4 separate regions of the Mus musculus genome follow, and all the other regions are linked to region 3. The links are chromatin loops, found by intact Hi-C in ENCODE. Cell type or tissue: heart. All regions are shown on one strand. Links, peaks and the distances in the headings refer to the core of each region. The heading gives the core; the rest is flanking DNA. Region 1 holds the start of 9530026F06Rik (RIKEN cDNA 9530026F06 gene). Region 2 has its middle 160 kb from the start of Icos. Region 3 overlaps Pard3b (par-3 family cell polarity regulator beta). Region 4 holds the start of Pard3b (par-3 family cell polarity regulator beta).

Region 1 (7,758 bases), core at 1,250-6,249, 390 kb before region 3:
GGAGATCAGTGAGATGGGCCCAGTGGATGTGATCCAGGCACTAAGGGCATCTCTGGCAGGCAAGTGGGTTTCAGATGAGGATTACAGTATTATAACACTGGAACCGACCTGACTTGGCTTCTCTTCTGGAAGCACCTTGAAGAGGGAGAGATGACTCAGCTGTTCTGGAGGCTGCCAGGGCACAGTCAGCATTTCTTGCCACCAAAGCACTGTCTGGTGTCTGTAGCTACGCGTGCTTACTCGGACATTTCTTATGATTTATTCTCCAGAGTCGGTCCCGGAAGTGGAAAGAGCCAAAAACAGGAAGCACAACCCCTCTAACCGGGGTCCAAAGGCCAGGAAGGAATGTGGGCCCTGACACACAGCAGCAGTCCAGTCTGTGTTCCCATTATGTCAGCAGTGTTTACCCTCCTAGGCGCTTCCTGCAACCTGGAGCGCCTCTAGATCTCTTTCCCAGCAGAGGAAATGACTATCTCTAGGAAGTCATCTCTTTCCCCTCCACACACCCAAAAATGGAAAAGCTGTTGAACTTTCACTAAAAATACCAGTACGATCTAAAAATAATATCCATCAGCTCTGTCTTTGCTCCAGGAAATCCTCACTAGAACACCTCTTACATCATCAGTGGCCCTTGTCAAAGGAGCCTCTTGGAGCCACTCCCCGCGGCTGTCATCCTAGTTAAAGTCCACTCTGAAATGAATCCCCATGTTCCTTCCCCACTAATGAGATTGAGAGTAACTGTTGATCAGGACTGAATCAAATAAGCGCTTTCCCAAGGGACAGATGGTCCCCCAAAGTCTTCCGCAAGCACCCACACCCAAGAGCTTGTTTCTTTCCTGTCTGTCTGGCTTCCTCTAAGCTCATTACCGTTTCGGTGTCATTTTCCAGAACAGGAAAGAGAGTGCAGGAGGTGTCCTTTAGAAGCTCGGGTGGACGGACACAGCGGCTGACCTGTAGCTATTTGTTAGGGAACCACTGACAGACACTTCAAGTGTTTGTTTCTGCCCCTTTCTCTACTGCTGGCTCATGGGGGCACTCATTGGTCTGGCTGGCTAGGGTCAAAAATTCAAAGCTAAAAGTTGGCCTTTGGCTAGGTGGTAGAGGTAATTGGGGGAGGGAGGATCCTGTGGGCTAGCCTATGTAATACGGCCTCAGAGAGAAAATGTCTACACTCCAGCCTTAATGAGAGCGATGGAGAAAATACAAACAATAATGAACCCAGTTTCTAACCTGTGTGTTAGAGAATGTTTCCCTAACCATTGGGATGAGTTATCAGTTTTACTCTCCAAATAAGGGTGCAGATGGGTCTCAAATAAGGACCCTTATCCAAGGAAAATTAGTATAGTGTAGGTTTAAATTCTGCTGTTATTGTGTTGAGCTATCTAATGCTGAAGGACTCACATGGACTCTCTAATAAGATTCCTGTCTCTCATCTGTGAAACCACTATCAGTATGGTTATTAAAGATTTTAAAATGCACAACGCCTGTAAACAGGCCATTCTCCATATATGTCTCTGCCAATTATTTTTCAGTGCCAGTGATTGAACCAGGGCCTCATGAGATGAATAAGCACTCTACAGCTGAACTACATCCACAGTCCTTGTTTGTTTGTTTGTTTGTTTGTTTGTTTGTTTAAAACAATATCTTAGTTGTGTAGACAAGGCTGGCCTACCATCATGATTCTTCTGCCTCCACAACTTGAATGCTGGGACTGTAAGCATGTACCACTATGACCAGCTCTGTCTCCTTTACCAAGAGCCTGTCCATGTCTCTAGCATTCCTCTAGTATCAGAAAGTCCACAGACAAGATGTCAACAAGATGTAAAGTAGAGGAGCAGGGCTGGAGAGATGGCTCAGCGGTTAAGAGCACTGACTGCTCTTCCAAAGGTCCTGAGTTCAAGCCCCAGCAACCACATGGTGGCTCACAACCATCTGTAATGGGATCTGATGCCCCTCTTCTGGTGTGTCTGAAGACAGCTGCAGTGTAGTCATAGACATGAAATAAATTTTAAAAAGAAAAAGAAAAGTATGGAGGGGCATAAATCGAATACCAAGAATGGATTTTTAGTGGTTTGAGGGACAGCCATGGAAGGTTCATAGATGACACTGACTAAGAAATGTGTGGTCTAAAGTGACCTATCTGTGCTACCCTTCAGTCTCATCTCTGGAGAGCCCTGAAAAAGAAGGAATCCTGTACACAGGATCACCTAGAATTCAGGCACATGAGCCATGCTGGGTTAGATAGTTTCTAGCCTCACCGTCTGCTCCATCACCATCTCAGCTAGGACCCCAGGAAGGGATCAAAGATTAGGAAGGTCACAAGTTGACTCTATCAACAACTTCCCAGGCAAAGGAATTCTGACACCAAGAGACCAAGAACAGTGGGGTTTGGTGGTGTTCTTTCTAAAGGAGTGACAGAAGGAAATTAGAAGTAGCAGGAAGGATGCTTAGGAGACTAGCAGATGGAGTCAGAATGAGCATGGGGACAGAGGCATTGCTTTCTCTTTACTCCAGAGCCAAGACAAAGATCCCATGACAGACAGCAACACACCTACACACACACACACTCACTCACACACACACACACACACACACACGCACACACGCACGCACGCACGCACGCAGACAGACAGACAGACAGACAGACAGACAGATAGAGATATAATGACAAAACATTATATTTCCTGGCACATATGTATAGCAACATTGCAACCTGTATATTATTGAATGTTTATTTCTCACACGGAGCAGCTGAGGTTTTCATCTAAGTCAAAGAGATGGGAAATTAGATCTGTACCTATGGGAGTGCTGACAGGAGCCCAAAGTGACACAGAGCAAAGCAAGGCTGAGGTCGTGCTGGGGTTAGTTTTCGGTATTGGCTTTGTGTACAGTTGGTAATGCTCCAAGGAGGCTTAGAGTGAGGCCAGGAACACACAGACAAAGTCAACAAAACCACTAAACTTTAAAATGATTCGATAAGGAGCAAAACAGAAAGGAAGAAAAAGTCAAAGCAGCCCATTGGATGACATGAAAAATAGGGCGGGGCGTGGGGGGCATGAGGGGTGGAGCATGAGGGAGTGGTATATCATAGGGTGAGGATTGGGAGTCACCAAGACACAAATACCCTTAGTTTCTGCTCCAAGGCAAGTTCACACCTCCTGGGAGCCAAAAGAAACTCCCAGGAAGCCCTGAGGGACATCTGAGAGATGATGATAGATGGTCACAGATATTAATTGGAATGTCACTCCCTTAAGAGCAGGGGTTTGGGTGTGAAAACTCTGTTCAGTACAAAGTAGCCTCTCAAACTCCATTTGTTGAACAAATCCCCTCAGCTGATAACGTCACCCAGTCATCCCTTAGCAGAGTAAGCTTTGGACACACTGTGAGACACGGATGTGTACTGTTCAAATTAATCTTCATTCTAGACTCACTGTTAATATCTTCATTTCTAACATTTGAGGGAATTAAACCCAAGTATTAGATATTAGATTCTGCCTCACAGATTCTAGTAAATTCCAACAATACTGCAAATTATTATTGCTTCATGCACACAGTGGCTTGGTGCTAGTTTTAAAGCTGGGCAGGCAGTCAGAGCTTTTATGTTGAGCCAGGGGCAAGCCGAGGGATTGCTCTCGGTTTTTTGTTTTGGTCTGTTTTTTTATTTTTTTTTTTTGGTTTGGCTTTCAGCGTGATGACAGAAAGGACCCGCTAGGGGGCAGTGTGTGCACAGGTTTCAGCCAAGCAAGCCCAGCGGTTTATGGCCGCTCAGGTAATCCTGAAGGCAACAGGGAGATCCAAGAGTCTTGAGAAACAAAATTCACTATATGAAGTTATTCTTTAGGTGGAGCAGAATAAAGCAGCCCGAAAAGACTGCACAGGAGAAGAAAAGCTAGTGACACAGCAAAAAACTGGGGGATGGTTATTTTAAAGGTTTCACCGCACCGGAGCGCTTACGGCTTGATACAGGAATTATTCGGTATTCTCCTTAATGATTGCTAAAGGGCTTTTAATATTTTTATTTATTACCTTTGACATTTCATGTTTCTGAAATCCATGCAGAGCCGTGATTCATTTTTCTTGTCTATTGTAGGTAGCAGTTAGAATTCAATTAAAGTTAACCACTTTTAATTGGGCAATGATAGCTGATGTTGCATTATTGAGTGCTTCAATGTTCTGAGGGGTTTACTTACATTTTCTTTTCTTCGCTAATGCTCCTGGATAAGGAGACTTTTATTAGTTGTATTTATTCCCACTGGAGATGTGGAGAGATGGTGTTGATACTCACTCCAACATCCCAAGCCTCAAGGTCTAGACCAGAAGCCATTTCTCTTAACTATTTTGCCGTTTTCCCCTAGAGTGCACAGCTTCTCACACCTCTTGTTAAAATGTAGATGCTGATTCATGGATGTGGGTGGAGACTGAGAGTCTGCAACGTAGGCCAGTTTGCAGGTGACTGCAGTGCTGCTGCGTTTTCCATGGGCCTCATTTTTAAAAAGTGAGCACCTGTGTCGAGGTGAAAGGTGCAGGCGTATACAGATGTGCATGATCTAATCCCTACACTCAGATACAGATGTGCATGATCTAATCCCTACACTCAGACAGCCTGTGAGTAGGAGAGATGAAGAAGGCACATGTCCAGGACCACAGAGTAACAAACAGAACAATTCCATTGATATGAGAACAGGACTTGCTGACAGGGGGTGAAATGGACCCCAAAGCTTTGAAGGGTGCCTGCGGAATGAGCAAGACCTAACTCACAAAGCATGACCAGCAAGCCTAGTGCAGACACGGGTCTTGCAAGGGTTGTTCAAAAGGACAGGGAACTGAAGGAGGGAGGGGCGAGGAAGGGAGGTCGGAATGCAAGTCACTCCTGGAATTAAGAAACACTGTCTAGAGGACGCTCAGAATGGACAGCACCCAGCTGCTCAGGAAACCTCAGTGCGGGGTGAGATGAACCAGGAAATAGATGGCGGTAGAGGCGGTGTTGACAGAGCACAGAGGAGGTAATCTGAATAAAAAGAACCTGTTTAACCCAAGTTCTGGGATAGGACAGTACCATGCACACTAGAGGAAGAGTGCCTAGACCTGTTTTCCCATCTGTCCATAGAGAAGCTATGCTGCAGCCATGGTTCAGAGCAATGCGGCTCTCTCTCCATCGTAACATATCATGAGTGCCGCAGCAGAGGAGACTCCAACTCCGAATTCTGTTTTCATTAGGGCTGGGCTGGAGCTAGGAATTTATGTCTATCTTCTCATGTTTATTTGGTTGATAGGTATGCGCAGGCAACACTGAGATCTATCACTCGGGAGCCACGGTTCTCAAGTGAGCAGCCTCGACCGACCGGGAGGCAGCTTTAGCATCGGTGGGAACTGATGGGAAATGCAAATCTTGGTCGGGTTCCCAGACTCATAGAGTCAGAAACTCAGGGTGAGGCTCAGAATCTCTGTTTTAACAGACCCTTTGGTGATTCTCAGGCAAGTCCAAGTTTGAGCACTGGTGTATTCTCAGGCCTTCCAACTCCAAGTGTGGTCTAGCTTGGGACTTATTACATTAGCAGAGTCTGGGACCCGGCACCTCGCAGCTACTGAATCAGAAGCGCGGGTCAAGAGACCAGGTGAGGAACGTGTGTGTTAAGGTAGGGAAGCACACTGAATCCCAGGGAGGACAATTTAAGGTTCTAGAGTGGGAATATAACATCATGGCAAGAAAACGTGGAAGACAGAGTTTGAGCCGGAGAGAAGGACATGGACCCAAACGCATATAAATCATCTTGGTCCTGCAGGACTTACTAAAAGAAACCCCACAGAGGAAGTCTGCTTGTTAGCATCACTCCCCAGACCTTCCTCCCGAATGCTTCCCTTCTAGACCCCAACAGAGAGCTGCCAGGCCTGGGGTGGAAGTCTGCATTGCAGAGCGCAGGGCTCCCTTAGTAGTGGACTTCTGCCAGCCATCGATCCAAGATTAAGATCTCCCTCTGCAATACAACTGCACTCAGGCCCCGGCTCCAGCTTGTAGAATATTTTTGATAATAAGAAAGCCTAAATGAAGCATCCCTTCAAAGGCCTTCACCATTAATTTGGCACAAGGAAAAAAGCCAGCACATTAGAGCAGGTTTTCCAGTCACCCTGCCTGTGTTGTAGAACCTCTGAATAGACATCCATAATGAAATTACTCAGAATGGAATTCATTACCTGACTTAAGATTTATTGCTTTTTAACTAGAAATATAAGGCTCCGCACACTCTGCTCCCGGAGTTGGCTGTGCGAACGGTCCATTCCTTCTCTCCAGTTTGAGTTCGGGGGAAACCCAGCAGAGGAAATGCTAATCGGGTGCAGGGGTTGTGGGCAGAAGAATGGGCTGAACAATGCGGCTTCATTAGGACTGGCACATTGGAACCCCAGGACTCTGGTGCTCAGTTCTGCTTCCACAATCTCACCACAGGGACCACGGGCCAGTCACCTCCCAACTAGCATAATTGGAAAGACTCTAAGAGGCCCCGAAGTGCTGAAGTGCTGTAAATTGGCAGCGTTCGGTTCTGATGAACATTAAAGGGAGTGCGTGGTTAATTCCTCCGCTCATGCTGATCCCACAGTCTTCCCACTGGGGGCTTTTGGCTTGGAGCATCGTGGCGCCATTTGTTCTGCCTGGATTCTCCACCAGGCCTGAGACCTCAAGGTGAGTTAATAGGCTCGGCTTCTCCACACTTTATTTTAATCTGTATTTACCATCATCATAGTTATTTTAACAAACCCCGGGTGCAAGGCACGCCATAGAGCACTGCACAATGCAGATAAGAGCAGCCCGGCCCAGGCCCCGTGGCGGAGGCCAGCAGCTATGGTTGAAAGGTGCTTGACAGCATCCTGTCTTACAATCCAACCCAAGATGCTCCTGGTCCCCTAAGGCCTGACCTTCTGCTAGATGTCTTTTTGGGTCTTCACCTCTCTGCAGTTCCTGGGCCATCTCCTCTGGATTGGCAGGAGAGTGATGTCAACCGCTGGAGCCACTGCCCATGGTGCTCAATCCCGTCCCCGTTTTCTCCTCAGTGACTCTCCTTCTGGCACTCGGGCACACAGTGTAAAAATATGGCTGATGGTGGCTCTCTACGAGATAATAATCTTAAACAGACGTTGCTTGCATGGATAATAGGATAAAGTAAAACAGGATGGGCAAATTGATAATTGCAGATTAGGAGGAAGTATAATTAGCAAACCATACAAAAGCCAAAATCAGGGGGTAATAAGCACGATGCATCAGGACTGTGAGGAATGAGTTTTAAGTCTTTAGTCCCCCGAACCTAATCACTCCTTTACTTGTGACAGACATGTATCTGAAGTGGCAGATGCATATCTGAAATGGCGTACTGTGTTTGCTTGTGACCAAAGATTCTACATTGTCAAGCCAAAGGAACTATTGTGACAGATATTTTTTGTTGTTGTTCCATAACTTTAGGAACTAACAGGGGGGAATGCCATCATGGCTATAATATCACCCTGGACAATTGTGGGACACGCCACCAGCCAGAATCTTGTGATTATTTTAATTTGTATGTAAAACTTGTCAGATAGCCAGACATGTTTTCAAAAATGCAAACTAATGGCCATCATTGTCTGATGCTCCCAGGACAAGTATGACAATGACAGTGTGTTATGAAAGGCCACATTGGCACTATCAGAATAATGAGACAGTCGCTCGGGCTGCCTGGGAATTTCAGCTATAGCTTTGGAAATTTGGGTTGTCACTTGGATAACACTACAAGA
Region 2 (7,758 bases), core at 1,686-6,685, 630 kb before region 3:
CACTTACCCTCAAAATCATAGAACAGGGGATCCACAAAGTCCTGTGAATTGACTTAGGGCACCTGGCCATGGGACGGGCCCTGGCAACACCAGAGATGGAGATTGCTCCAGCGATTCAGATCATTAAAAGAACACTGCCAGGGCTAAAGCAATGGCTTAGATGTTACAGAGCAATTCCCAGCACCCACATGGCAGCTACAGCTGTCTATAGCTCCAGTTCCAGGGGATCCAACACCCTCACACAGACACACATTGAGGCAAAACACCAGTGCACATAGAAAAAAATGATAAAAAAGAACACTCCCTGGTCCAAGAATTATCTCTTTTATCCCACCCTGAGCTTTCAGTGGGATACAAGCAAGATCTTGTTTCCTCTCACTGGTGAACAGACCCGATGAACAGTTTGGCCCTGCATGGGTTTCTCCAGTCTTTACACACTGAGGACCGAGAGTGCTTACTCCATGTGGAAACTGAGGAGCCATATGAGAACAAACACTATTTGCCATCATTGGCTGGTTAAGGGAGAGGAAATCTGGAAAAGCTGTTGTTACCATGATAAAGATGAAGTGATAAATCGTAGAATCTCTGGGGAAAACGGAGATAGGTCAGTGTTGAAAATGACATTTTTGGTCAACGGTGGACCACATAGGTGAAGAGACTCCATACAATGGTAGTGAAATGGAAGAAATTCCCATCTCCCATTGATGTCAGATCACGTGACTGAAGAGATGCTGGTGGAAACAAAGCTACCACCCACCACAGCACCAATCAGAAAATGCAGCAATGCAGCGTGATGAGCTAACCACTCTGTTAGCTTCTGCATCTACTATATGATGCTGTTACTCATTTAGACCCTCATTTTCAGGGTTCCTGTAAAGCAGTGCGGCCTATTATGCTGTGAGCAGCTGCATGCTCACATCTCACAGTTACTGTATCTCAAATTAAAGAAAAAAGTTTTGCTGTGTGTATTAACTGCATGTGGTACTGTGTTACGTAAGGACATTTTCATACAAGCATATATTGCTTGTTATGCAAATTCTCCCTCCTCCCCCTTCTCCTTGCTTCCTCCCCCTCCTGTCAGTCTCTTTTGTTCTTTGAGACAGTTTCATTTTTGCTTTCAGTGCAGATACATGTGCAGGCTTTAATGTATCTATGTTATAATCTACAAGCCACAAGTGAGAGAAAACATGGTATTTGTCTTTCTGGAACCGTCTTAATTTGCTTACTATTGTTATCTCTTGTTGCAAATGAGATAACTCCATTCTTTTTTTTATGGCTGGAAAAAAATCCATATTGTCTGTGGACCACATTTTCTTTCCCACTCTTTTGCTGCTGGACCCCATGGTTGGTTCTGTGACTGCCCTAGTTCACCTAGTGCTAGTGCTAGCATGGCTGGGCTAAGTATCTCTGTGATGATCGACGTAGAGACTTTGGGTAAACACTCAGAAGTGGTGTGGCTGAGTCATGTGCTTGATTTAGCTTTAGTTTTTTGAGGACCCCCTATTCTGATTTCCATAGTGACTGGATTAGTTTACATTCCTACTAGCCCAGTATCTGAGTTCCCTTTAGTCCACAAAAGGACTAGGGGTAAGGGTTAGCTTACTGCAGCTCTCCTTCAAATCAATACGTCAACGTGAATGACTGACTCACACCTCCTAGGTTTGTGTAAATACACTAAGTGCTGTTCACACAATGACAAAATTGCCTAGCAACCAATTTCTTAGAATACAGCCCTGTTCCTAAATAACGCATGACTATAACTGTGAGGTCTCTTGAAAAGTGTTCCATGAACATTAACTATAATAAGATTAGCGTATACATTAAATTAAAATTTACTCTCTCCTTTAAATGTCCCATGAAGCTCAATTTTCATTGAACATATGTGCATTTTCTTTTCTGGCTGAATCCTGGTGTATTATTTAGACAAGGCCCTGCTCTTGGGAACATATCAGGGCCAAACAGCAGACACAGGAATCTGTTGTTTAAGCAGGAAATCTATAGAAAATGAAAATTAGTTACTTAAATGAAGTTGAGTGTTATTTTAATATCTGAAATTAATCAATTAATCATCATGGTTATTAACATATCTTCTTCATTTGATAAAGAAACAAACAGAAACTCAAAGACTATAGGGCTCCTGACAAACTCTCACAGATTGTCTTACAAATTGGAGAATGGCTGAAGAATGTGCCTTTCTGTCCCATCCAGACCCTGTCCTCTACATGGGTTCTGGAGATCCGATTCAAGTCCTCAACCTTGCAAGCAAGCACCTGCTGACTGAGCCATCTTCCCACCTTGCCCTTGTCCCTTTTAAATGCCTTCCGCATCTCTACCACCACCACCAGACCTGATCCCACACTTCACACCCTGTGTAAATATTTTCTAACATAGTGGGAGTTTAGCTGGTGAGGATTTATTGACATGTTTATGTAGTGTAGTAGTGCAAAGAAACATTTGATGAATGTAGTGGTTTGTTTATTTGTTCAATGGCCAACACCCTCCCCTCAAAAACCAACAAAGGTAAAACAAACTCCAAAAATCAGAGCCTTGAAGTACACAGTAGGTCTTTTATAGTTCCATTTCAGGAAACATCACTAAAATATTATGTTATTTTTTTTCACAGTCATTAGCTAAAGGAGGCTCTACTACGCATACCGAAACCATCAGTAGAGTGGTGTGTGTGTGTGTGTGTGTGTGTGTGTGTGTGTGTGTGTGTGGTGGCTCATAGCAAAAACTGATGGGGAAAAGCTTATTGAGGGAAAAATCTGTATGTGTTTATTTCATGCTTTCACCATGAAATAAAATATTCTTATTGTTCAATTTCTTAAGAAGATTTACAATGTTGAGTATCCAAACTTCTTAAAGAGGTTGAATATTTTCCTCTGACTGTGCCTCATTAGAGCTCAGAGATCAAGAGTAAGGCAGGAAAAAGGAGGCGGGAAGAGAAAGTGAGAAACAGAGAAACCAAACCGTGGGAGGCAGAGATACTAGACCCTAAGACAGGGGTGGAAGCCACTGGGACTCAGTCATAAGAAGCCATTTGTTTTGTTTAACTATTTGTAGATAAAACAAAGACCAACATTTGAAAAGCCTCATGTCTCTGAGGCTAAGAGCACACACTGATCTTCCAGAGGACCGGAGCTAAGCTTCCAGCATCCACACTAGGCAGGAGGCAGCACACTGCTGCCTGTAACTTGTCAGAGAACCCAATACCTCTGCCCTCCAGGCACAGACAAATAATTTAAAATAATAAATATCAATACTGAAAACGATCTGATAATAAAAGAGAGACAGAGAGAGCAATAGCTATAGTAAGGCTGCAGTTCTCCTTGGGTAAGTCAATACGTGTTAGCCGGATCTGCTGGGTGTTGCATCCATTAGCCAGATCTACGATAGTTGCGGGGTAGGGGTGGAGTTGGGATGGGTGTGTGTGGTGTGATCCACCGGGGATGATGGGTTGTTAGTTCAGGCTTCCAGGGTGGAGCGAGTGAGCAAGTGGAATTTCCACTAAGGTGCTACCCAGAGTTTGTGTGCCCACGCTCGGCGCTACATACCAGGTGCATTAAAACCAACATTAATTAGGTAAAATAAACAATTGGAGCTTTCTGCAGGGCGTTCCACTTAAATACTAGATTCCTTTTACACTGTTGCTTCATGCTGCTTCTGACCTCTTTTCTGGTACAGTTTTGAGATAGGGCTAAGTAGCTCTGGCTCTCCTGGAACATTCGGAGATCCATAGGCCTCTGCTCCTCCCGCCCCCTTTACCCCACCCCACCCCTGGACACCACCATGCCAGGCCAGGCCATACTTTTTGTTTTTTAATGTTCTTGTATATTTCTGGTCACAGCAACTGTTCTTTCTATAAAGAAATTTCTTCAGATGTATAAACAGGCAATCACATTGTAAGTTTTATCTGATTATTTTTCTCTGTGGGAGAATTCCCGGAAGGATCGAGGGATATCTGTCATCCCTGCTCCAAGCTATCTACCCATGGTTGTTCTGTGAATATCTACAGTCATGTGACCGCCTACGTGTATTTTGTGGCTTTTAGAAAACTGTTACCAATTTCAAAAGATCACACAAAACTCCTGAGAACAAAATAAGGCTATAACACGGGTTTCACAGTCCTGAATTTGTATTTATCACAAACCCACTCACTCTCCAGTTCAGAACCCCTTCTCTTGGGAGCATCTTTGGTTCGTACAGTTAGTACAGATTCTCCCCACCCTCTATTCTTCCCATCACAGATATTCAGAAAATAGAAAGTATATACTGGAGGATCTATAGAATTTGCAAGTTTTGGAAAGCTATAAAATAAAAATTTTCTAGACCGGAGCTCATCTCATCTCATTCTGATTTTGAATTTAAAAAAAAAAAAAGTTAAAACAGCGGGATTGGGTTCAGTTTACTCAAGTACTCAAATTACTGGGTGGAAAACTCCAGTTGAAGTCGATGTTCTTTTCCTAAAAGCAATTTGTTCATATGTAAAGAATAAGAAGGCAGTGATGCCCCTCTTATTTTCCCTTGAAGCCCTGAGGGGTCTCCTTGATGCTTGGGGTTCCTGAAAGAGCCTAAATCCGCAGACCCTGCGAGAGTGGGGGCGGGGAAGCGCCCCCCCCAAAGAATTACCCTCATCTTCCTCCAGGTGTCACTACAGGCCTGCGCATTTCTTTCGCCTCCCCTCACCCTCCTTGTCCATTGATAAAGTGGAGGGTGATTTGTGATCCGCCTCGCTGTGATTGCGGAGGGAAACAGCCATCTTGGCTTGTCTCAGTAGTAGATTTGTTTTTCTAATTTCTTTATACTTGAAGGTTTACCAGATGCTTTATTGCCAGAGCGAGGCTGACTTGCGGTCTCTTTTCTTTCTCCTATCCCCGGCCCCGCACCCCTCCTTTTTGTTCCTAGAGACAATCAGTGTCTCTGGTCCCAGCTGCCACTGCTGATTTTTCATTACAGTTTAATTTAAAACTGGGATTGGAATGGAAATGTCTTTTTGCCATTTGGGGTTTGCAAGGCCTGTGGTTTTATTGCCAAAGGCACAAATGTTAGTTACTACTGTTTTTCCAGAGTTTGCTGGGGAGGGGTGGAGGTAGAGATGTGGGGGGTGAGAAAGACAGCTGGACTCTACAAAAGTGGGAGGGGAAATAGAGGGGGAAATCCCTCTCTGAAGGCAACGTTATTCTGAGAACTGTTTTGTCTGATGTTTTCAAGAATCTCATTTGGGTCTCGAGGAGGAGAAGCTAGAGATGTATCTCCTTAAATGTCCTTCCCTGTAGGTTAAATATTTGTCAGCCCAGCTAGTGAGATACTAGATGGATCACTATAGAGGGTGATCACCAGGTGGGATCTGCACTGCCGGGGGGTGGGGGTGGGGTTGGGGGAGATGGGTTCCCGCTTAAGGATAGTACATCTGTGGATCCACTTGACTGCAGCTGGCAATGGGAACACCCAAGGAGGGACTGCTCTGTGTACAACCTCAGAGGGAACAGTCTGTTTATAATTGCCATCACATAACGTCTTTCACTAGCTTCTGCCTTCTTGCTCCTTTGCAATTCTCGAATTGCACTCTTAGAGTTTATTATCCGCCAGTCACGGAACCCAGTCCAGTCACAGGCTGGTCCCTATAATCCCTCAGAAGGTTCTTAGTGATGGGCTGAGGGCTGGGGAGAGGCTTCAGTGCCCTTAATCCCTGCACTGTGGAGGTAGAGACAGGAGGACCCTGGTACTGACTGACCAACCAGCTTAGTCTAATTGACAAGTTCCAGGCCAAAATGAGATAGAAAGTTGCTGAGGAATGATACCCTGGGTTGACCTTTGGCCTCAAGATAGGCACGGGGTGGGGGTGGGGGGCGCGCGTGAGCACACACACACACACACACACACACACACACACACACACACTTACCAGTTTAATGGACTGATTTAATTATATTCAAATCCTCCTAAGATTGGCTATGTTTGTACTACTTGAGTGTAAAACTGTGAGAGAAGGACATTCGTACTCGAAAGTAGTCCTGCAGGAACAGCAGGCAGGCAGGCAGGGAGAAAGGAAGCCTTCCTCCGAAAGCCCACATTTAAATACTTAGTATCTTAGTATCGACATTGAGAACAGTTGTTTCCCAGTTGTAAGGGATCTGCAGAAGCCAGAGTGTCTTATCTGTCATGCTAAAAAACAATTACTGTCTCCCATCCCAGCAAGAGCCCTGCTCTTCCCGGATACACCAGTTTGGGATGTCAAACTGAATGCTCCATTATCTCCAAGATCCCGCTGACTCCTCACAGGTTGAACATTTCAACTTCCCTCCAACTGGCCTCAGGCAGCTGGGAGGCTCGTGAGCCTGCCTGGGGTAGACACATCTCACTGTGCGGAACAACTCAAAGGCTCTGGGAACTTCCCAGGGCCCTTCCAGTTTCTGTTGTCAGCCTGCGTGTTTTGTGTGCTCTTGGTTAATTGGGACATTTTGTCCAAAAGCAGCCACGTACCAGGCAGGGCCCTTTTATAAATTGCCCCTATTGGCTCTGGAGTTTTCCATTCTCCTGCTAGAAGGAGGAGAGGAAGTGGTTGGAGCAACCTTCCAGAGATCCCACAGACTTATTTCCAAGACCCTTTTGGTCATCTTCAAAACCCACAAGAACATTCTAGTGGTTTCCTCACAGAAGCCATCCCACATCCCATTAACAAAAGGAGAGAGAGATCCACTCCAACTCCCCCCCCCCATCCAGTAGGTCAGAGTTCATGACACACACAAGGGGAAAGAAAACAATAACAAGGAGAGAGAGGCAGGCATTTAACTCCCCCGCCCCCACAAACATTCCGCCCCAACCCCAGCTGCCCTGCCTCGCTCTGACAGCCACCCATGGAACAAACAACAACAAATCTCTCACATGTCCTCAGCCATGTGTGTTGCTCAGAAGAGTATTCGTGTTGCTAAACTGTTCAATGTGACTCTGAAATATGGGTGAGGAAACTCACTCACTCCCCAGAGAAGGAGGGAATGGGTCTTTGAAGAAAAGAGTTATTTTGGAATGCACACCATTTTTTTTCTGGGTGAAGAAAATTGCCCTGCTCCTACCTTTTGCCAGTCAAAAGGGATACGTGGAATTCCAAGCAAGAGACTCCCAGGGCTGATGGGTCTATGCTATGAGGAAGGAGGTCAAATCTTTAAATACTTTCCCTGGGGGACCACATGTTGTGGTGAGCCCCTGACAAAGCAAATATTGCAGTCAGAAATTTCCCAGTGTTTACCAGGGAAAATCCGGGGAACCCGTGGGCTGAGTATTAACTGTCCTGTGTGACAGGGAAACGGGTGTTTGCTCTTCCTCTGGGCTACCAGACCCTCTTCAGAAATCTCTTGGAAGTTCTCGTAAACTTGCATCGGCGGCCACATATGGGATCCATTAACAACTTATTTCTGCTTGTTCATAGCAAATTTTTGTCTGGTGACTGCGTCTGAACTTTGGGGTGTTTTTGTTTGGCTTTACACCACAGAGAATCCTGTTGACTGCTTTGAGGTTTGAGAAAATATTTAGCAATAAGCGGGCTGTGGTTGGGGTGAGACAAGCAACTGTGATTGAAAGTTGGTGGACCGTTTGCTCCTCTAGGAAGCAGAGGGACAATTTTCTTCTTCAGAATTCAGGGGATTCTAGAAACTGCCAGCAGCTCTCTGGGAAGACTTTTTCCCCTTTCCTGATGAAATTAATAGGCAAGGGCTTTCTGGCTATCTCTACCTGTTTCGGAGTAGAAATTTGGGAAGGTTG
Region 3 (7,758 bases), core at 1,244-6,243:
TGGGAAGTTAAAAAGGCAAAGGGATTGGGGTGCTGATACCCTCCCCCACTTCCAATTCCACCGATTTGCTAAAGTTAAAGCTGGGAGAGTCACATATTTCTGCTTTGGAAATTTTATATTATAGTTTAAACTATCTGAAGTTGAGGAAATACCTTCATAATTATTCTGTAGAATATTTTTGGCATTACTTAAGTTGAAAGGTGCTTTTCAGGTTGGTAGTTCATTTTCTGCATAGTAATTTAATTTCAGAAAAATTTATTAGATGGGTAGACCTCAAGTTAAACAGGATAAAAGTGGCAGTTATTTATACATAAGACCTTTGTTTTGTGTTAAAAGTTTTATTGGTGTTCCAACTTGACACAACTCTAGATATATGTGAGAAGAGGGACTTTGATAGAGAAAAATATCTCTATAAGATTGGCCTGTAGGAAGGCCAGTAGTACTTTTTCTTGATTATTTATTACTGTAGGAGGGCCGAGCTCACTAAGGGCACCTTCCTCTGGGGCAGGTAGTTCTGAGTGCCATAAGAAGCAAGCTATGGCCGAGCAAGCTCTGGGGAGCAAGCCAGTAAGCAGCACTGCTTCACAGTGTCCGACTTCAGGTCCGGCTTCCAGACTTCAGTCCTGTTGAGTGTCTGCTTTGACTTCCATCAGTGACTAATTGTGGCTTGAGAGTTGTAAGACAAACTAAACCTTTGACTCCTCACTTTAGTTTTGGATATGGTATTTTCTCACAGCAATAGGAACCATAGCTATAACAATCAATATACCGTATCTTTATTGAGATTAATCATCTCTGTTAAAATGTGTCTTACTTTGGTAGAAATAGATTGAGTCATCAGATTTGCTTGTTCCACCACAGGATCCTGGATACTGGGTGAAGATTCATCACTTAGAATACACAGATGGAGGAATCCTGGATCCGGATGATGTCTTAGCAGATGTTGTTGAAGACAAAGATAAGGTAGATGACTCTGAATACTTTCTTCATTTTCCTATACCAAGCAGCATATTTTCAAGCCATTCAATTTCTTAACAAACTCATATGTCAGTTATTATTAAAAGATACCATCTGTTTTGGTTTCACCTGGACAGCTCATAAATCAAAGTTCTTCATCAGATGTTTGCCTGAAGTTTGTCGAAGTTTGGGAACTTTTTTTGTGGTGGCCTAATTAGCAGACTCTTCATTCTCAAGAGCTCCCAATACATCTCAATAAATTAGTGTCAGCTACAGAGGCTGTTGGAGCCACTGCTGCTGTTGGAGTTTATTCCAGACAGTTGCTAAATATTCATCTTAATGCCTGAGGTTGGAACGTGTTTTGTGTTTTATACTGGATAATATAGTAGGGTATGGATGACTCCCAAAGAGCCACAGAGTAGATTTTTCTCAAAGTAGATGGCACACTGTATCCTGTGTATGTCTTTCTTTCATGTTAATCCTCACCCTGAAACAAAAGAAAAGCATTGCACTGAGTATGTTGAATATTTAGGAAATTTTAAAACTGTTCTTTTAATTATTTGGGAATAATTCATCACAAATGTAGCATTTTAATGGAATTTTGCTTCTTATTACTTTGATGAGGTATAAAAGGAAAGTATCCCATGGCAATATCCTAGATTATTGTCATTGAAACACACTGTTTAATATGAGCTGTGTTGTCCTTAGAAACAGAACTGCTTCCAAGATTTCTTCTCTATAACATTAGCACTGTTTATTTTTATTTGTAGCATGTCTCTCTCTCTCTCTCTCTCTCTCTCTCTCTCTCTCTCTCTCTCTTTCTCTCTCTCTGTGTGTGTGTGTGTGTGTGTGTGTGTGTGTGTGTGTTACGTTAATATTTGCAAACATAGTCTTCTATTTTATATTTCTTTTGACACTTGGCTTGACTTACTTCATATGGTAGTCAGCCACACAGTAAGCAAATTGTGTTTCTAAGTAGATTGCCAACTCCTAGAAGGCAGGGGCTGAAGATCCTTTCCTCCTCTGTATTTCTTATGTTAAGATATCTGGTAAGGCATTTAATGACCGTTCTTTTGTTGTGGTTTCATTTTAGCTACTTAGATTGACCATGAAATCAAGAACTTCCCTCACCTGAGCCTCCAGAGTGCTGAGTTTGCAGCCTGAGCTACCGTGCATAGCTACAGAGTGTTTCATGATTTCCCCCTTATAACACCAAATGATGGCCATTCATTTGCCTTTTCCCAGTTCACTTTCTGCTTCTTCCCTGGGAACACCTTCCTTTTTTGAGATAGTTGAGATATTTGGCTTGATTTTTAATAATGAAGGCCGCCTGCATCTCAAATTCCACTGCCAGTGTGTTCATACAAAAAGCAAGAAAATGCTACATTAAAGAAAGGGCAGAAGATACCGGCTCATCCTGGCCTTATTTCAAATCCCATTTCAGGAAGGGAAATTCTGTTAACAATATCTGAGGAGATCTGTCTGATGCAGCACTTTCCTCTGATGCATTCTTTCAACTGTTTCCTCAAGGCCTTTTCAAAATGTAGCTTGTATCTTAGACACAGAAACAGCGTTATTATGTGTGTCTTTTTGAAATGGGACTTAACACCACTATTAAATACGGAGACAAGGACACAGTCAGCTAAGAGCCTAGCAGAGGATCCATATATGTTAGCTACAGCTACAGCTTTCCTCTTAGTGCACATTCATGGCTCTCCATGATGCCTGCCATTGTGCTACACAATCGATAAGGATTTGCACTTTTCGTGTTGCCTGAAGAAGAATCACTCAATTTTCTTCTTTTTGTTAAAAAAGGAAAAAAATAATCAGTGAAAAAGAGAGCTTTCTTATATTTCCTGGAAGCAGAGCCCACCAAACTTGTTTCTCTTACTTTTAGTCAATTCACAGTAAGTAGTAATTTCAACTGATGGTTTGTGGACCTCCTGTTGGATATCAAACCTGCTCAAGAAGGCTGGAGGCACAGTTGGGCTTTTATGTGTAAATTACTTGGTGAATACTCATTCACAGATGGAATATGGACAGAGAGCAGGCACAGAGAAGATTGGCTGGGTGTGAAGACTCATGCTCAAGTCATAACACTTGCATTCCTGGGATGGACTACCTACAGGGGAACTGGCAATGAGGGCTGTAGATAGGCTGGACCAAGTAATGGAGAAGCCAAGATCCCAACAGCAATTACAGTCCCAAAGCGGTGTCAGCTGTGGTTGCTTTGCTTTCGGAAAATCAGTGCAGTTCAATAAAGGCTAGAAACTAGAGGTGGAATGATTTGATGTAAAATTGGAGAAAGATCTAATTCATTTACTTAGTTTGATAAAGAGATGACTTCTGAATCCCATGGTCTTGTTACTCAATAATAGACTCTTAAAACAGTAACTCACATTGTGAATTGTTGGCATGGTTAAAAAAGACAACTACAACATAAAACTATGTAAATATGAAAGTATATAATTTTTATGAAAATTGAATTCCTTCCATAACCATACATACATATGTATATATGCCCTAGCCCTAACCTCCAACCCTAACCCTAACTGTAATACATATATACACATATGTGTATATATATGTAATATATATACATACACACACACACACACACACACGTGTGTGTGTGTGTGTGTGTGTGTGTGTGTGTGTGGTGTGGTGTGTGAAGTATAGTATACCATCACAGAAAATTTCTTTATTTACAGCTAGGTTTTACAGATGGGAAGTGCTAAACTTGAAGGCAGGCCAGGAGCTCTTGACTTGCACAACTGGGCCTTGACCCTTGAATACCATGTGCTGTCTCATGTTCAAGTACTACACTATCAGCTCAGCTTTGTCTTTGTGTTTGGTATAAGTACTTGTTAGACTTTTGTCTGCCTTATCCTCAGGTTCAACAATTTATTTAACAGCAAAATGTTAGTTAGTGTAGTGTTAGTGTAGAAGAGTTATGTGTTTAGTGTCCCTTGCTGTCTTTTAATGATATAATACTATTATTATGATATTTTCATGTGCATGTCTTGATTTAAGTACTAAGTGTTTGAGATTAAGTACTGAAACACCAAAGAAACTAACTTAATGCATACTTTAATAGTTTCAAACAAATCTTATAAAATTTGTTTTAAAGTTATTTAATTGCTCAAAATAGTTTTATAAGGAGATACTTGATTAATATGACACAATATTTGGATTAAGATATTATTATTATGTGAGAAATGAAATGCCAGCAGGACTAAATTTAGAACAGGAACACACTGTCTGTTAACATACTCAGCATTCAGGGATCTTCACATATTCAAAGGGAGACTCTTGTGCACAGTGAATGAACTAGTGACCTAGTCAGACACACTGCCACTTGCTTTCTCAGAGCACTCTGTTGCCCTCTGGTGGATGGCACAGTCACTTAGAAGCCAGCTCAGAAAACAGTTTGAAATTTGACACTCCCCCAGTTAGAAAATGTCTTTTGTCTTTTTAGTATAGATCCCAGATCAGAGGTGGATAGTAAAGGGAGAGTTTACACATACATATCTCTGCTCTCTTAAGTTTTTCAAAAATGGCCAAGGACACTCTTTGCATTCATAAAACTTGTTTCTATTTTTGGCTTTCTCAACTTCCTTTTTACTGACTGAAAGGTTGATGGCTGATTGTACTAAGATATGTGTGACTTTAGTGTGTAACTAGACAATCCATGGTGTATGTTGTGTTTTGCTTGGGAAGTGTTGTTGCTACATTAATCCTTTTTAAAAGATACTGAATTATTATATATATTTTTTTACAATCCTGGGTTATTTTTGAACACTTAATTTATTAGTGATACTTCTACCTTAACATAAAATAATTGTTCTAAATCTATTATATTTTCTTAAATAATAATATAGTAAATTTAATTCTGGAACACTTACATTTTGAAGGGATCTTGAAGTTATGATGTGCCTAGAGGTTTAAACAGTGCTTCAGAAAGAAATATGGAAGCTTGTAGGGGAGGAGAGAAGTGCTTCTGCTTACAAGGCCCATGGCACGGGCCTCAAGATGACTTTCTGCTAGAGAGTAATAAAATTATAGAATTTTAGATCCAAAGTATACTAGTCTTATGGACTAACTTTAACATCTTCCTAAACAGGAAGTATCTGAACCAGGGAAGTCTCTTGGACTCCTGGACTTCATGACTGTGGCTGGTTTCTTTCCGGAGTCCATTTTAGCATTTCCTCTTTGGCATTCTGATCGAAGCTGCTGTTGAGGGCCGACTTCTGCCAGGGGCAAGCCCTATGTTCTCTTTTCTCTCCTGTCAATAGAATATCCTTCTTCTAGTCTTGAACTAATAAGTTTTTTCAAAGTCTTAATCATCTGAGCACAGTTTATTTTTAATTCTTTTTTCGTGTTTTTTATCCCCATCTTTGCATTTACAGAGATAACAATTTTAATAAATAAAAGTCCAGACTAAGGTTATGGCAACTGTTGGGAATGATCTTTGTTATTGGTTTTCTTACCTGAATGGCTTTCAGCAACGTAGCCCCTTTCTTTGTGTCATGGCTTTCTCATGGGTAATTGAAGCTAAAACAATGCAGTAATTTTATGTGATATTATATCATGTGTGATAAATAACCTAGCCACAGTGTGAAGCCACATGCTCAGGAGAATAACTGTTAGGTTCTAGTGTGTTACATTACATAGTAAATTTAGCTATCAAATATACTATCAAAGTAAAAAAGATTGGATTTGCATTATTTTAAATGTATTGCTTAAAGCATATCCCATCTAGGAATGTGGTTTTCAATCTGTATTTACAGATTTAGAATCTCTGGATTCAAACAGCTGTGAATCAGAAGTACCAAGAAAAGAATTCCAGAGAGCATCAACGACTTCACTTGTGTTTGCCCTGTGTCAGGGCTACACTGAATGTGTATGTAAGCACACCCCACCTCACAGGTCCTCAATCTCTCTTTAACATTTGTTCCACCATTGTTATCTGGAAGCCTAGGATGGTTGTCCCTGCTGTTGGGACACATTGGTTTTACCTCCCCTTGGCTTTAACACATGATCAATACAATAGCTGCATATGGAATAGTTATGCTCTGTTAGCTATGCTTAGTAATGTGCCCATGCTTTAAAATACATATATAAAGTACATATGACTCATATGCAACTTCTTGTCCTGTTAGGGATGTGGGCATCTATCCATAGAGGTTGGTGTCTGAAGGACATCCTGGGACCTGTCACTGTGGATGATAATAGGCATTTGTACTTGAATAAAGTACAAGTCTCATAGGTTCTGTTATGAGTCCCTGGAATACCCACTTCCCCCCAGCTGTCTGAAGCATGCTAAATGGCAACAGTAGTAAAGCTATGGTTTCTTTCTTACATGCACCTCCTACCTGTTCTATACTTCCAGTGTTTTACTTGTTTAGCATGCCTATTGGTCCTTGTGCCTGGTCTCTGATAATTTAGGACACATACTTACATATGTATATGTATATGTATATGTATATGTATATGTATATGTATATGATGTATATGATGTATATGTATCTATATATGCATATATATGTATACATATACATATATATATATATATGCACACATATACATACACATACATACATAATATTGGTTGATAGTTTTATCCATTGCTTGTTTCCAGTGCCTGTAACTGTGCCTAGCCCTTACTTAGAATTCAGATAATGTAGAAAAAATAAATGAACACTTTCCAATGTTAAATAATTTGATCATTCAGAATTTCAGTTTTCTCACTGGTAAAATGGGAGTGGTAAATAATCTTAGTGTCACAGGGAAAGATAGAAGTTGTGTGTGAAAATTCAATGAAAATATTAAAGCACTATACACATAATAAGGATATACTTGTACCACTTCCTTATTTTTTATCGATCTTTAAATATCCAGGTCAAACTATTTTTTAGCAGTCAATACTTTTAGATCACTTCAATCCCAAGTGGCTTTTTGAGCACTCTAACTTCATATACATAATTAATACTTTAATATAAGCATTAATATTTGACCCTTGGCATTTTGAAAATTTTAATGTAAGAAGGGGATGGTTTTTTAAAGATTATTTTTTAGCACCTTGACTTAGTATGGGTGGTGGTGTTGTTGTCGTCGATGATGATGATGATGTTTTTGTTTCTTTGATTGGATCTCAATATGTAGACCAGGTTTGCCTGTGAATTACTATATAGACTAGGCTGGTCTTGAACTCACAGAGAATCACTTGCCTCTGCTTCCTAAGTGCTGGGACCAAAGGTATTTGTACCACACCCTATTTATACTTTTGTTTTAATAAACATCTTTGGTTTTAGTCACTGATAAAGTTGAAACTAAAGTTGAGAGTTTCTATTTCGCTACCTTTCCTTTCTAGGAACCTATATTGCCCCTTAAATATTGCAGTAGGAAGCAGTGTGCAGGCATGTACCAAGCCCAGAGGAGCCCTCTGCATTAATACTTCTGTGACCTTACTATGGCAAAGATAAATGGTTTTGGGAGATAGTAACTACAGCTACCATAATCCTGATGATGGCCAAGTCAAATATGGACTCCCCAGTGCCTTCTACAGTTTACCTGGTTGGCATCTATAGCATGTCTATACGTGTACACGTGAATGAGACGCATGCAGGTGTCTAACCGCTGTGGTTCAGCTTTGCAGTGCTCAGGTCAGGGAAGCAAGAGTTCCCTCAAAGGACAAAAGGAATCATCAGGCTTGATGCTACTGCTCATGCAGCTGCTTCCTGTAGTACAGCAAAAACTAAATAAAAAATGTTTGCAAGAATGCAGATAGGACAAGGAAAA
Region 4 (7,758 bases), core at 980-5,979, 130 kb before region 3:
CCTATCGAGAGCTGGTGGATCTCTCGAGGGGACGTGGTACAGGAATGGCCGGGGGCAGAAGAGACCTCAGGCAGAGATGAGCCTGCTGAGAACAGACTCTTGGGAGACTGTTTCATTGAGATAGCTAAGCTAGATGGGGGTGAGTATGAAAGGTACTTAGACCTTTGAGGGGTGAGTAGGGGCTTTGGAGATGAGTGTACATCATTGGCTGGGCCCAGGATGGTGGGGGTGGCTCATTTGCATAAGGAGGCTATCCAGGTGCTACATGACATGATCCTTTGATGGGAAAGGAAGGATAACCTGTCTACTAGGCTATGTGACTTCCTCTGGGGGTAAAGGTAGGGGTGCTGGGCTACCTGTGCTGGGTTATACAGGCCTAGGGTGAGAAGGGAGTAATCCTACTTCTGCCAATCTCAGCATGAGATTTCTGGGGTTTGGACATGCTTCAACCCACTCTTGCTCTGGGCAAGCACCCTATAGCTCCACTGCTGCCTGGCCCCACAGCACCCCTCATGGTACCTGACATTTTCATCATACCTCTTAGAGTCTAGGCAGTTCAATAATAGTGGCCAGTGTGATTGCCTACTGAAGTATTGGGAAACAAACAGGAAATCTCACAGCACAGGGGATGTTCATCCATCCAGCAGGCAAAAACAAGATAATGGAACCCAGGTCTAGACTCCTCTAATATTACTAAATCAAGGCAAATTATTTATTGTCTTCTGCCTAGGAAGCTCCCAGGGCATGAAATATTGATTTAGGTGTTTGCTAGGCATGGATGACTGTGTTGCTCTTCTTAATATATGATGAATTGTTTCTATGTGTGCCATTATGAGGCTGAAAAGCAAATTAACCAGGGTTATTTAATAAACATGAAATATAAACACTAAGCCCTATGCCCAGTTACTAGTGAGGGGTCATGAAAGTGCACAGGGTGTACTGCTCAAACGCTGGTGTAGCTGCAGGCTTCCGTTATCTACTGCAGACATGGATTTTGCTGCATTCCATAAGACCTGCTTCATCTAATCTGTGAGTGGGATGGGGCGAGTCTGTGTGTTCTTCATAGTTAACTTGGGGAATCTCAAAGCCAGGAAGCTGAAGGCTCTGGGTACCCGAGGAGAACTCCTACTGGCTGTAAGAGTTTGTAATGTGAAGAGAACCCTGGTCCACTGGAGTTGAAGACCAGTTTGGGGACACGGTGAAGGACCGGGGATGGGGGTGGGGGGTGGGGGGTGGGGGCACAGAGGAAGCAGTGTGCACTTGTTTCTCGGCTGAGAATCTTTGCTTTGTGCTTTCCAAACCTTCATACAATTCTCAGTATAGCGTGAGACCACTCATTAATGCCTGGCATTTGCATGTGCTCAATTTTTACTATTTCCTGTGGAAGACTCAGCAGAGAAACGCCTGTGAGCCCACTTCACTGCGAATGGAGACAACATTAGTGTAGTTAATAGCTGGAGATAGTCCCTGAAGATACACTTCATGATCCTGCCTCCAACTATGCCTCAGAGGGTGGCTCAATGGATTTTTTTGTCTGGTTTTATGACAAAAATAATTCTGTCTTTGGTTTACCTAAATCAGTCTGTTAGATTTGCAACCCAACTAGGCTGTCTACTGTGTATTTCCTCCAAGTTGACTCAGTTTACATGACCCTCTTCATGGCCACTGACATTGAATAAGGTGCTTTCGTGGGACATAATCAATGTATATTGAATGTAGGAGTGTAAGTAGATCAGAACTCCCAGATCCATAATTTAGGACCAAACCATCCCCAGCAACTCAAACTCAGTTTAAGTTGACATAGGAGCAACTCTGGTAGGAAATGGAGGATACCCCGGGGGATCTTATGGATGCACTAAATTGCCATAAAAACTGTCAGGAGCCACTAGAGATTTAGATAGGAGGACCTGTGTTCTTTGCACCATAACCAGCTGTGTCACCTGCTCAGTTTCTGAACACCAGTCTGTTTTGATTTTGAATCTTTCAGTGCTGAAAATCGATGACTGGAGGGAAAAGTTCTAAATTGAACCGCACCCCCAGCAAGCCAAGCACTCTTCTTTCTGTACAAGGTAAGGGGAAAGTATTTATTTTCCAGCTCAAAGGAGCTGTTTACTTAAGAATTAAGGATGCAGACGTTACTTGTTGATCAGAACTTCTCCCCATACCTTGGGTTCAATTGTTCGAGGACAGGAACCTGCGAAATCATGACTCAAGGGTGTTCTTTTCGTCAACAGATGCACAAAGGGAGTCCCCCTTCAAAAGGAAAAGTGTAAACTTTTACACCCTATCATATTTGGATTTTGGGTGTGATCTTCGGTGGAACACTTGGCACCTGCACAGTGGCCTTAAAGTTCCCTCAGCTTAGCTAGCTCTCTTGTGGCTCCAAAGCAAAAGCTCTGCCTTCAGTCAGTCCCACCTCTCAGTACTTCAATTCTATGGCTACTTTAGAAGGTGTGGCAAAAGCACCTGCTCCGGAGCTTCCCTTGAACCTCCCTCCAACTCTCATTTTAAGGGAGTTGCTAGGCCAGTTTCCTATCTATTCCAAGTGTGCTTTATGAGATCCGGTTTCAATTCCCCTGTGGTAGCTCCCAGATCCCGTTACAATTCCCGGAGCTCCTTGTACATGTGAGGGAGAAAGAGAACCAAGTGCGGGCAACAAGCTACCCAAGGTCTAGTTACTGGGGCAACCCCGGGCTCGGTGCAACGCCTCGGTGCGCTCTGTGGTCCGCGAGCGCCGCGGCCCCTTTAAGAGCCGGGCCCAGGCTGGCCCGCGGGCCGAGGGAGCCCAGAGCGCCGCGCGCGTCGGAGGAGTTGGGAGCCGGCGCAAAAGTTTCCTCCCAACTCTGGCCCCGCGCGCCGCCGCCGCCGCCCACTCCAGCCCGGGGCCTGGGGCCGGCCCTGCCACGGTCGCTAGGGCCACCGCCAGAGGCAGGGCCGGGCCGGGCCGCACCCGCAGTTTCACTTTGGCGCGTGGAGCCTCCGCTTGCGCCCGGCCGACCCTCCGCGTCCCCGCGTCTCCGAGCCCGCGTTCCCGCCCTCGGCCTCCCGTGGGGCTGCAGGGGAGCAGCTGTGGGTCCCGGTCCCGGAGGCACGCGTGGGACAGCGTCGTGTCCGCCCCACGTCCCCCGACGGAGGGGCTGTGCCTGGGGGCCAGGCACCTGTTCGGCCCAGCCCCGCGCGGGAGCCCAGGGCCAGGATGAAAGTGACAGTGTGCTTCGGGAGGACGGGCATCGTGGTGCCCTGCAAGGACGGCCAGCTCCGGGTCCGCGAGCTCACCCAGCAGGCGCTGCAGCGGTACCTGAAGACCCGGGACCAGGTGAGGGGCGCCGCAGGGGGCGAGCATGGGGCGCGACCACCGCGGGGCTCACTTAGTAAGTGTCCTAGGCCACGCACCTGCCCGTTGCCTTGGACCAGGTGGCGCTTTTTCTGGGGCTCAGATCACCCCCAGCGGCTGGTGAGCGCTGCCTGCAGCCACAACTTTTGCAGGCTGCTAATTTAAGGGACCCAATTAGCCCTGTCTTGCTATCCAGAGGCTGGAGAAGAAATGGCGGCATCCCACTCACTTGAGGGGTCCTTACAACTCCGCCATCTGGGGCCTACTCCCAAGTCCACACACCCAGTCTGTTCTGTAAGACAGCCCCAGGTGTTTGAGTAGGGGTCCAGAACCTACTTGTGGGGACACTGTGATGTTACCCTGTGCTGCTCACCTGAAGTGTGATTTCTGACCAAGTCCCGCCTTAAGGAGGCTCCTTGGAGTTTGAGCATTGATTGGCTCAAGAAACACCTCCAAAGTTATAGCTATTGGTGCTTTGAGAGTTCTCAGCTTGATGGGAGGTCTCCCAGTGACCTGGGCAGGAGGTGCTCCAGTGGGGATGCTGCCCTTATGCCAGCTACTGCACTGGGGTGTATTCAGCGAATGCCACAGTTTCTATGAGTCATAGCTAATGAGAATGGTTGTAGTGGGTTCTGGGTTACTCCCAAAGTAAGGCTGACCCACTGTTCTGCTGCTCAAGTTAGGAATAAGTAGCAGCCAAAAGCCAGCACACAAGTGGCAGGACTCCAGCACTCTGGTCAGGCATCTGGGTGACTTGTGAGAGTTCTGGTTTCCTCTATGGAACCTCTAAATGAACTCTCTAAAAAGCACCTTTAAAATTGTTTCAGTTCGTCCATGGCCTGTTTCGGATGCTTCAACGACCTCGCGAACAGATAAGCCACAAACTCTTGTTTTAGTAGACAAACTCCTGTTTTAGTCCTTTTAATATTTGTTCGCATAATGCTCGTTGTAAACTATAGTCCAATCTTGAGATGAAAAACTGTAATTTTAATGTCATATATGTTATCCAAAGTATAGAAATCACTTTTCTTTTTCCAAGTACATAGTTTCAAATTTTTAAATTACATATATTCATTTAATATGTGTATGGAGGGTACATGTATACTACTGTACATATGTGGAGGGCAGAGAACTACTTGCCCAGGTTGGTGCCATGTGGATGGAGATCAACATAGCTCTTCAGGCTTGGTGCCAGGAACCATTACCCACTGAGCCGTTTTGCCACCCCCACGTATTTAGTTTAGAGATCTAAGGCATACCTGTTCTTCCTATACTCCACCTAAGAATTAGTGCACAGAGGGAGACTTTTGATGGGTACATGCATATTTTACTTTGAACAGTCGAGAACTGGAGGTTAGAGAGATGGCTCAGCAGTTGAGAGTACAGATGTTCATGTAGAGGACCAGCACCCACATCTGGTAGATCCAACACGTGTGCATTTGTGTGTGTGCACCCCCACACTTCAAAAAAAAAAAGGGAATGGGAAGAGGTAGAGTGAAAGTCCTAAGGAATTACACATACTCTTTAGATTGTATTCTTCACAACAGAGTTAAAGGAGGGGAAAGATTTAAGATGCGTATAAATCGAGGTATCAATCTAACCCAATGAGGGTTTTGCTTAGATTTGGTTTTTGCTATTGCTACATTGGTGTACTGTTTATTTCATATGATTCCATTAAAAATTGGGATTTGACCAAGTAAACAGTTATCTTTGAAATCATATTTTACTGGCTTATGAAAATCGATTAAGGTTAGCAGCAACAATACAATCTACACAAATTATTAGAGTAGATTTCACGGAAGAATTGTTTACTGAGGTGATAAATTTATCTTTTAATTCATTAGCAATAATGTATGTCCTCTAATCTTCTACATTGAGAAATTTACTGTAAGTGTAGAAATCTGTTGTACAAGGTAATCTACAAGCATATAAATAATCATTAAAAAATGACCACTGATCTTTAATGGATTGTAGTTAGACCTTAAAAGGTGTTAAAAAGCCATTGCTACTCTAAACTGGAAGCATAATTTATATCATAGAACTCAATGTAATTGCTTCGATCAGGTTACTGTTATTTCGGGATATTACATTTTTCTGTGTTTGCATTTATATATTAGTAAATGTGACATTTAAAGGTCACCCAAAGCTTATGAAATCTCTCTCTCTCATTTTTGAGTTTTAAAATTTCAATTTATGTGGAAAATGATGTTTTCCTCTTCTCTAAATATTCTTGTCTTCTTTCATTTTAAAGAATATTATAAGAATAAGGCTTAACTAATAATTAGTGGTTGGAATGTAACTTGAAATGTCAAGAAACACTTTGAAAAACTCTATGCATTTATCCATTGAATTAAAAAAATTGTGGAGGAAGAACAGTACTGTTAAAATACAATTTGTGATGAATTCACTTTCTACAAGCCAGGAAGAGAAATTTAAAGAGATGCAATGGAAGAGAAACCTGGTGGAGACGTGAATGTTTCTCCCAGAGTTCTGAATAATCTAGATGGGAGAAAGGCTTCAAGACAGATAGAAGTTGTAGTTTCCAAGGGCCGAAGTGAGTGGAGCCCAAGGAGGTCCTTCTAGATGTTGTAGCCAGCATTACAGAAGGGACACCAAAGCAAGCTGGAATTTGTGGTATGTTGGAACCAGCTGAGTCAACATAAGATAAGGCTAGAAGTAGGTGAGATGCTGAAGGAACAGGAGGAGCTTTGGGGGAAGGCTTTAATTTGCTCTGAACTCGGGAGCGTTGAGTTTCCTGTTTCTACTGGGTGACTCCCACGCTGGAGGAGAAGTTAACAGTGGGGATAGAATTATGGGATGGCTTATCTTTGGATCCTGGTACTATATCAGTGTCTTGGGCACTAAATCCAATTTAGTGAAGTAGTTTGTAGAGGAGATTGTCTCCTTAAGCAGTCAAGGTGTGGATCAGTGAGTAATTAGTTAAATTTATCATCAAAATTACCTGTCACAGGTGAATGGATAATTGAACTGTAACCTGTAGTCCTGTCAACCCTGGCTGAATATCACTTCTAATTCTTACATATAGCATTTAAAACAAGACAGCTATCTGAATTCCCTTTGCCAAGATTTTAATCAAGATTTTAAGTGTGGTGTGGAACTTGGGCACAGGTATTATAAAGAGCACCCCAATGCCTAGACTTATCTATCACTAATCTCTTGGAACTGGTGAACTCAAGACACTGTGGTATAGATGTCTATATATAACCTTTAATTATAGCAAGCCAACTTTCCTCTGTTGCCACCCAGAATAAATTCTTCTAGAAGATGCTTGTTATTAAGGTGAACATATATACATGTACTTGGTGAGTTGGATGAGTTGAATATAACACCATAGAATAAGGACGAAGAGGGGTGTGTGGCGAGGAGGTGAATTAAATAGTTAGTTGGATAGCGGGCATGGGATTTTTTTTTTAAAGCTGATGTATATATCTCACTGTATATATGAGTAACCATTGTAAGTGAAGGTAACTTTAGTAGGCTTTTCAAAATGAATTTTCTTTTTCTGTATTTAGACATCTTGAATAATTTGTTCTCCAAGTTAACATTTTCCCAGAGCTAGAAAGTTAGATAAGACTAATTCCATCCTCTGATTAATTGTGGCATCAGCATCTAAGTGAATTTATACAATCATGAGATCTGTAGTAGCATTGTGTGACCAGCCTAGAGGAATAGCTAGAACTCTTTAATTCTGAACTTTTCTGCCTTTGATGCCTCTTGGTCTGAATTGATCTTATGGTTTTTGGATACACAGATTAGACTCAGCCTGAATTTGTAAAGCATTTCCTAATTTGCAGAGTCTGATTTCTTGTGGTTTCTAACTTCTGCTCAGTTCTCTGCTTCTCTGATATGTGGCTATGTGATATTCTTTACAGCACCCAGGGAAGCTGCCTCCCCATCAGCAAGGCACATGCTCTAACTTAGTCTGGGGCCTGCCATCGGACTGGCAGTGTATTGCAAACAGGGCTCAGGGACTATGAGTTTTATGAAGTTCCTCTTAGGGTTATATTTTCTTATTGTGTAAGAATTTTGAGATTTCATATACAATTCCAGACTTCTGTCTTCTTTTAGAGCAAACCAATAGAGGTTCTGACAACACTGGGCTTTGCTTTCCCATCAGGCAGCCACTCGTTATCAATCAGACACCCCTGTTCTCTTTAGAAGGAATTACTAATGCTCCAGGGTCCATTACCACATAGCCAATTGTAAGGCTCAGTTTTGATTATCATGCTTAAATATTTGTTTTTATTTTTGTTTACTTAAAACTTTGCACTATATTTTAATTTAGTGTATACCCATACATGTATATGTATGTATGTGTATATGCATGGGTGCACATGTACCACAGTATGTGTGTGGAAGTCAGAAGACCACACCCAGGAATTGGTACTCTCCTTCCATCATGT

Evidence for each region. A loop is a pair of places that touch in the nucleus more often than their neighbours do. Peaks named below come from ENCODE experiments on the same cell type or tissue, not always from the same donor. Only the 100,000 strongest peaks of a DNase experiment are listed, where the experiment ranks them.
Region 1: a loop joins it to region 3, with 5 times the contacts of the local background. A loop is called at or near these places in 36 of 42 quality-filtered maps.
Region 2: it touches region 3 in a loop (2.3-fold over the local background); 4 of 42 quality-filtered maps call a loop at or near these places.
Region 4: a loop joins it to region 3, with 2.4 times the contacts of the local background. A loop is called at or near these places in 4 of 42 quality-filtered maps.

The regions. Positions count from the first base shown.
Region 1 is chr1:61,373,554-61,381,311 of GRCm38, forward strand. It overlaps 9530026F06Rik (RIKEN cDNA 9530026F06 gene), which reads left to right and starts at 4,879. Exons shown (of 5, transcript NR_040483.1): 1 at 4,879-5,003; 2 at 5,457-5,615; 3 at 6,443-6,676. In heart, for the core only: a CTCF peak has its summit at 3,716 (motif pointing right); a DNase peak (open chromatin) is centred at 3,048.
Region 2 is chr1:61,134,730-61,142,487 of GRCm38, forward strand. No RefSeq gene overlaps it. Among named protein-coding and RNA genes, the nearest start is that of Icos, 160 kb to the left of the region's middle. In heart, for the core only: a CTCF peak has its summit at 4,641 (motif pointing right); a DNase peak (open chromatin) is centred at 4,732; H3K4me3 peaks cover 650 bases; H3K27ac peaks cover 1,954 bases.
Region 3 is chr1:61,767,087-61,774,844 of GRCm38, forward strand. It overlaps Pard3b (par-3 family cell polarity regulator beta), which reads left to right. Exons shown (of 23, transcript NM_001081050.2): 2 at 862-963. It overlaps Pard3bos1 (a long non-coding RNA gene), which reads right to left. Exons shown (of 4, transcript XR_373443.3): 4 at 4,868-5,000. Among named protein-coding and RNA genes, the nearest start is that of Pard3bos1, 94 kb to the right of the region's middle. In heart, for the core only: a CTCF peak has its summit at 4,349 (motif pointing left); no DNase peak of the experiment used is centred there.
Region 4 is chr1:61,636,047-61,643,804 of GRCm38, forward strand. It overlaps Pard3b (par-3 family cell polarity regulator beta), which reads left to right and starts at 2,778. Exons shown (of 23, transcript NM_001081050.2): 1 at 2,778-3,316. The coding sequence starts at 3,197. In heart, for the core only: a CTCF peak has its summit at 3,428; DNase peaks (open chromatin) are centred at 2,795, 3,395 and 3,925; H3K4me3 peaks cover 1,833 bases; H3K27ac peaks cover 1,161 bases.